2 separate regions of the Mus musculus genome follow, and region 1 is linked to region 2. The links are chromatin contacts, found by Hi-C in ENCODE. All regions are on one chromosome and are shown on one strand. The core of a region is the stretch at or near the end of the contact, and the rest is flanking DNA. Distances in the headings are between cores, read along the strand shown. Region 1 holds the start of Zic4 (zinc finger protein of the cerebellum 4). Region 2 overlaps Adamts7 (a disintegrin-like and metallopeptidase (reprolysin type) with thrombospondin type 1 motif, 7).

Region 1 (2,929 bases), core at 186-2,685, 1.2 Mb after region 2:
GTTGTTTCTTCTCAATCTTTAGAACTCTCTTTAAAAACCCAAAGGTTTCTGGGTCTTGTCCACATGTTCTTTGTCAACAGAGGATCCAAGAACTTTCTTTGGCATTTTTGAGCACAAGGACAGAGTCAGGGCCCTGAGCTCAGGAAGCAGTTGATCCTAGGACAGACAAGGTCAGTCATTCCTGAGCCAAAATTGAAATCTTCAATTGGTTTTCGTCAGTCAGCTATAATGGTAGTTCTAGACTGAAGGCCATGGATGTGCCAACTGTGCCATCCACTCTGTAGAGTCCTAAAGTGAGCAAGGACTAAGGTCAAAGTTTCTGCAACAAGTAGCCACAGACTGGAAGCTATCACAGTTGTCACTGGTGGAACCTTCATCTGGTACCACTGCACAGAATTCAGGACCCCCAGACTAGTCCCCTGGCCCATGGACTGGAAGGAAAGGATCTGTTCCTTCTATTTGTGTATTTGTGTGCCTTGAGCCGTTTATTTATTTATTTAGCCAGAATACCCGCGGGTAGATAAATGTGAGCTATGATGAAAAGAGACCTTTCAGGGAGCCTGAAGTGAGTTTGGAACAGTCCCTCCTCATGACCTCTTCTGGTCCAGTCTCTCTAGTCAGGGTGGGATTCTACTTCTAGGACTGCCAGTCACCGAGAGGAGGGAGAGGCAAGGCTAATTGGCAGGAGTAGAGAAGAAGAGGAAAGGTGAGTGAATAAAGGAGCAGAAACAGGACCAAGGTGCGGCAGACATGCAGGGTAGGCTTAGGGGAAATGAGAGCAAAGAAGAAGAAGAAAGAAAGACAAGGGGGGGAAGGAACTTCAGAAAAAGAAAGAATTAAATTGGGTCCTAAGCTCGCTACCGGAGGAGTTTCTCTGCTCCAGGCAGTCTGCAGTCTACTTTTCTGCCTTGATTTGGACCCTGTGCTTTAAGCTCAAAGACAAACTTTCCTAATTCTTGGAGGCACCTGAGTATTCAACTGTTCATAGGACTCTGCTCAACTTCTCCCGGAGTCGTCATAGGTATAAGCATAACCTAACACCGCTCGCTCACCTCCAGGAAGATGGAGGCAAAGCTCAGCACTCTGGAAGGAGGAGGGTGGTGGGGAGTTACAGGGAAGAAAAGAATCCGTGCCTGGGTCAGAGCGCATGAGCAACAGAAGCGTGAAATGCTATTGGGATTGGGGGAGGGAGCGAAGGAGGGAGAGGAAAGGAGGAGGAAGAGGAAGAGGAAGAGGGAGAGAGGGAGAGGGAAGTAGGGGGGAGAGAGAGAGAGAGGGAGAGAGAGAGAGAGAGAGAGAGAGAGAGAGAGAGAGAGAGAGAGAGAGAGAGAGAGAGAGATCTTGTCATCACTGACGTCGGTCCGGACCACCGGCCAATAGGCGACACAGGCAATTGTTCTCACGGTGGCCCGGGGCCGCGGCCCCGAATCTATTCATTTCCTTAAGCGTTCAGCCGCCGCCTCTGTAGTGCCCGGGGTTTCACACGGACATTAAAGACTGAGAAAACAGAAAGGAGGAGGGGGCAAACCCCAAACTTAAAAAACAAACAAACAAACAATCTCCGCCACTTTGCATAAGTTTCTCTCTCTCTCTCTCTCTCTCTCTCTCTCTCTCTCTCTCTCTCTCTCTCTCTCTGTCTCCTCTCTCTCTCCTCTCTCTCTCTTCCCTTTTCGTCTTTATCGGTTGTCCTTTCTTTGCACTATCACACTGCAGTAGCATTGGTGGCTGCCAGACCGAGGTGCAGCAGGCGGTCCTTTCCGGGCCCAGTGGGACATTGAAATTATTATATACACGTCTAGGACGCTTTAAAATCACTACCTCTTCCAACTTCACCACCTCCGAAATGACCCCTCCTATCATCTCCATCTTTGGCTTGGGAGCACCCCTTGGTGTTGGTGGACAAAGTAATCTGGAGATAAGGGTCTTACACCTCTGCAGCAGAGGCCGTGCCCCCAGGCACCCACAGACTCAGCCCTGCTGCCTTTCCCACCTACCCCATTATCGCTACCCCTTTCCAGCGCATGGCGCGGCAGGGGATTCGGCAGAACTGCAGCCCAGCCGGACGAAGGCGGAGGCTTTTTGACTTTGCTTGGTCTGCCAGCTTCACTGCTGGCACCGACCGGCTCAAGATCCCAGCACCGACTGCCAGAAACCTAGATGCGGCTGGGCAGAGTGTGTCCCCGGGGTCCGGGGAAAGTGCGAAGCCCACGCCACCGCTTCTCATGCACGTTATTTGTCTCGACAACAGGTAGCAGCTGTGGACACCATGGGCCCCAGCTCGCCGCTTCTTCGAACCCCTCCGTGCTTCCGGGCCTTCACGAGCAGCCTCCTCAGGCCTCCCACAGCCGTCCTTTGAACGGACTCCTGCGTCTGGGGATCCCTGGAGACATGTATGCGAGGTCGGAACCTTTTGCACCAGGGCCTATGGCCCGCAGCGACACTCTGGCAACAGCCACAGCCCTGCACGGTTATGGCGGCATGAACCTGACCATGAACCTCACCGCACCCCATGGCCCTGGAGCCTTTTTCCGCTATATGCGCCAGCCCATCAAACAGGAGCTCATCTGCAAGTGGCTAGGGGATGACAGCCCGATGTCCCCGCGTCCCTGCTCCAAAACTTTCAGCACCATGCACGAGCTGGTCACGCACGTCACTGTGGAGCACGTCGGTGGCCCAGAGCAGGCTAACCACATTTGCTTCTGGGAGGAGTGTCCGCGACAGGGCAAGCCCTTCAAAGCCAAATACAAACTTGTAAATCACATCCGCGTGCACACGGGCGAGAAGCCCTTCCCTTGTCCTTTCCCAGGGTGTGGGAAGGTCTTTGCTAGATCAGAAAATCTCAAAATACACAAACGAACACATACAGGTCAGTACTCAGTGCTGTCTGCGAGCCCTGGGACACAGACCCTTGGGTCTGAATTTTCTTAAG
Region 2 (2,700 bases), core at 158-2,657:
AGGGTGGGGGCGGGGCAGGGGACTCTGGGTGCAGAAGATGTAGATGTTGATTGGCATGGGAGCTAATAGCATACTCATAGCCCCATGGCTTTCCTTACAGGCCTAAGAACAGAGGCAAGTACTGTGTGGGGGAGAGGAAGCGGTCCCAGCTCTGCAACCTGCCAGCCTGCCCGCCGGACCGTCCCTCTTTCCGTCACACCCAGTGTAGCCAGTTTGATGGCATGCTGTACAAGGGCAAGCTCCATAAATGGGTGCCTGTGCCCAATGACGGTGAGTTATGCTACCCACACGGATGTTGAGGCCCAGAGGTGAGGATGTATGGACCGCAGTGACATAGGACCCTCAGGCCTTGGTGTCCCTGCTGGGAGAGCTGCTCATCTCTAGCTCCTCAGTCTGCGTGTGTGTCATGGAGGACGCAGGGGTCTTCCTGGTGGCCTCTGTAATGCCTGCTCTTGGTGTCGCTCCATGAGTCCTCCCCTTGCCCCATCAGACAACCCCTGTGAGCTGCACTGCCGGCCTTCCAACTCCTCCAATACAGAGAAGCTGAGGGATGCTGTGGTGGATGGCACCCCTTGCTACCAAAGCCGCATCAGCCGTGACATCTGCCTCAACGGCATCTGTAAGGTATGTGGGAGAGGAGGAGGTTCGCCTAGTCCTGCTGGCAGGCCCTGGGCCCACTGCCAGGGCTTCCTGGCTTTCTCCAGGCTGCATCTGAGCCCCTGCTGTCTGACTTTTAAGACACAGCCTCTGTGCCCTGCTGTCTCTGGCAATGGAGAGCCCACAGTTAGCACCAACTTGTCAGTCACTATCACCTTACCCACTTTGTCTCCACCAGTTTCCTACTGCTTATCCCAGCATGCCTACCTATAAAGCTCCAGCCATGAAAGCCTAGGTGGATGCAGGCAACTGCCTCCTCTCTCACTGGAAGGGGTTGGCAGACTGGTCCTGGTGGTATGCTGGGCTCCGAGCCTGCAGATAGCACTGTGCTTCGTAATAGTTCTTCCGATTTCTAGTGCTTCCTGCTCTTCCATGCCCAGGGCCCCGGCCACCTTCCTTACCTTGCTTCTTGCTTTTAAAGCTTGGGTTTAAAGGAGGCTGAAGAAAGAGGGGCTAACCCAGTGTCTTTGATAGTGAATCCTATTTATAGAAAAATTCCACGGTGTGCCAGAGTCCACGTTTATCTGTAGTCTTATGTGAGAGGCACGTCCTGCCTCCTGTCTCCTGGGATGTTCTTAACACTCTTAAGGCATGAAATGATGTCCCCCTCCCCCCTTCTCATCTAGAGAAACTGAGGATCAGGGGAAAAAGAGCTTAGTCATCAGGCAGGATGACTGTGATGGGACTGGACCCAAGCAAAGGCTTTTGACCTCCTCCTATGGTCTCTCTCCTGAGCCCTGGCACATACTCAGGGGGTTGGCAGCCAGCACAAAGGGCCTCCTCTCTATTACAGAACGTGGGCTGCGACTTTGTGATTGACTCTGGTGCTGAGGAGGACCGCTGTGGCGTGTGCCGGGGGGATGGCTCTACTTGCCAGACTGTGAGCAGGACCTTCAAGGAGACTGAAGGCCAGGGTATGGTTGGGGCTGCTGGGCTGTGAATGTATGCTTGTAATCCTGTTGCTTGCCCCTGTGGTCCTCGGGTCCTCGTCTAGACTAGACATAGCATCAGAGCACTCCTTGTTTGACCAGGGTCCTAATCCTCACAGCAGTCAGTAAATCCTTGTCACAAGTGAGACCTGTTCTCTTAGGGGTTCTTCTGAGTGACTGTGAGTGGTGGGTAGTCCTTTCTGAGGGCTGTTGACTTCTGAAGTTTTAGTACCATGTCCCAGCCTTGAGGTCTGAGTCACACATATTGCTTAAGTGCCAACTGTGTGATTTAACTCTGGGGGGACACCTAGGTGAAGAGCTTACAGGTGACAGAATCTTCACTGTGACAAAGGCAGTAGGCTGTGTATTTCAGGGAGAGAAGGAAACACCAAGCTAGAAGGTCTGACCTGGGAAGTCAGGGAAGTCAGGGAAATCAGGGAAGGCTTCTCATAGGACGTGGAGAATGAGCCTAATGATGAATGACTCCAGAGATTGGGTGAGGAGAATCCCAGCTAGAGGCAAGCTTGTGGTACAGCCTGCCCATGTAAGGCAGGTAGGCTGTGAGGCTATACTGCTGGGCTCCACAGTTTGCATTTCTTCCTAGGGCTGACTTGTATCCCCACAGGAGCCCTATGCGGAACAACTAACCTACCTCAGTGCTTCATTTCCTCATCTGTAAAGTGGGTCTAACAACAGTGTCTTATGTCATGGAGTAGTGCTGGGCACACCCAAGAACAGGGTTGCTTAATGGAAAAAGAGAATTCAGGCGACCCATTGCAAGGAAAGGCCCCAGTGGCTTTCCAGGACAGGAGAGATGATGGATCAGGCTCAACTGATAATGATCAGTTCATTTTCCTAGTTTCCCAGACAGTGATGGTGGGCTATGAGCCATAGGGGAAGGATCTGTGGGCCCTTTCTGAAGCCTTGGTGACCCAGAGTGGATACAATACCTATATTTTTTTGGGGGAGGGGACTCAGAATAATGAACTGATGGTGTGGAGTCGTTGGCTTCAGCAGCAGAAGCAAGTGCAGGAAGGTGGGGGGCAACTGACTGATTAAACCCGGGGACCAAACTGTACCATCCTGCCCACAGGGTATGTGGATATAGGGCTGA

What was found. Hi-C counts contacts between places; a loop is a spot of excess contacts on that map.
Region 1: a loop to region 2 is called in a map of T-helper 1 cell, with 4 times the contacts of the local background. The contact joins the promoter of Zic4 here to the enhancer-like site in region 2. A Hi-C loop is called at or near these places in 2 of 37 maps with a recorded cell type or tissue (T-helper 1 cell and T-helper 17 cell).

Annotation. Positions count from the first base shown.
Region 1 is chr9:91,376,537-91,379,465 of GRCm38, forward strand. It overlaps Zic4 (zinc finger protein of the cerebellum 4), which reads left to right and starts at 1,436. Exons shown (of 3, transcript NM_001374749.1): 1 at 1,436-2,866. The coding sequence starts at 2,158.
Region 2 is chr9:90,188,169-90,190,868 of GRCm38, forward strand. Adamts7 (a disintegrin-like and metallopeptidase (reprolysin type) with thrombospondin type 1 motif, 7) reads left to right here. Exons shown (of 24, transcript NM_001326351.1): 12 at 101-270; 13 at 491-624; 14 at 1,451-1,571; 15 at 2,680-2,700. Among named protein-coding and RNA genes, the nearest start is that of Adamts7, 27 kb to the left of the region's middle. Within about 2 kb of position 1,408, at least 1 of the 3 ENCODE cell types and tissues checked has a DNase peak (open chromatin) inside an H3K27ac peak, as active enhancers do.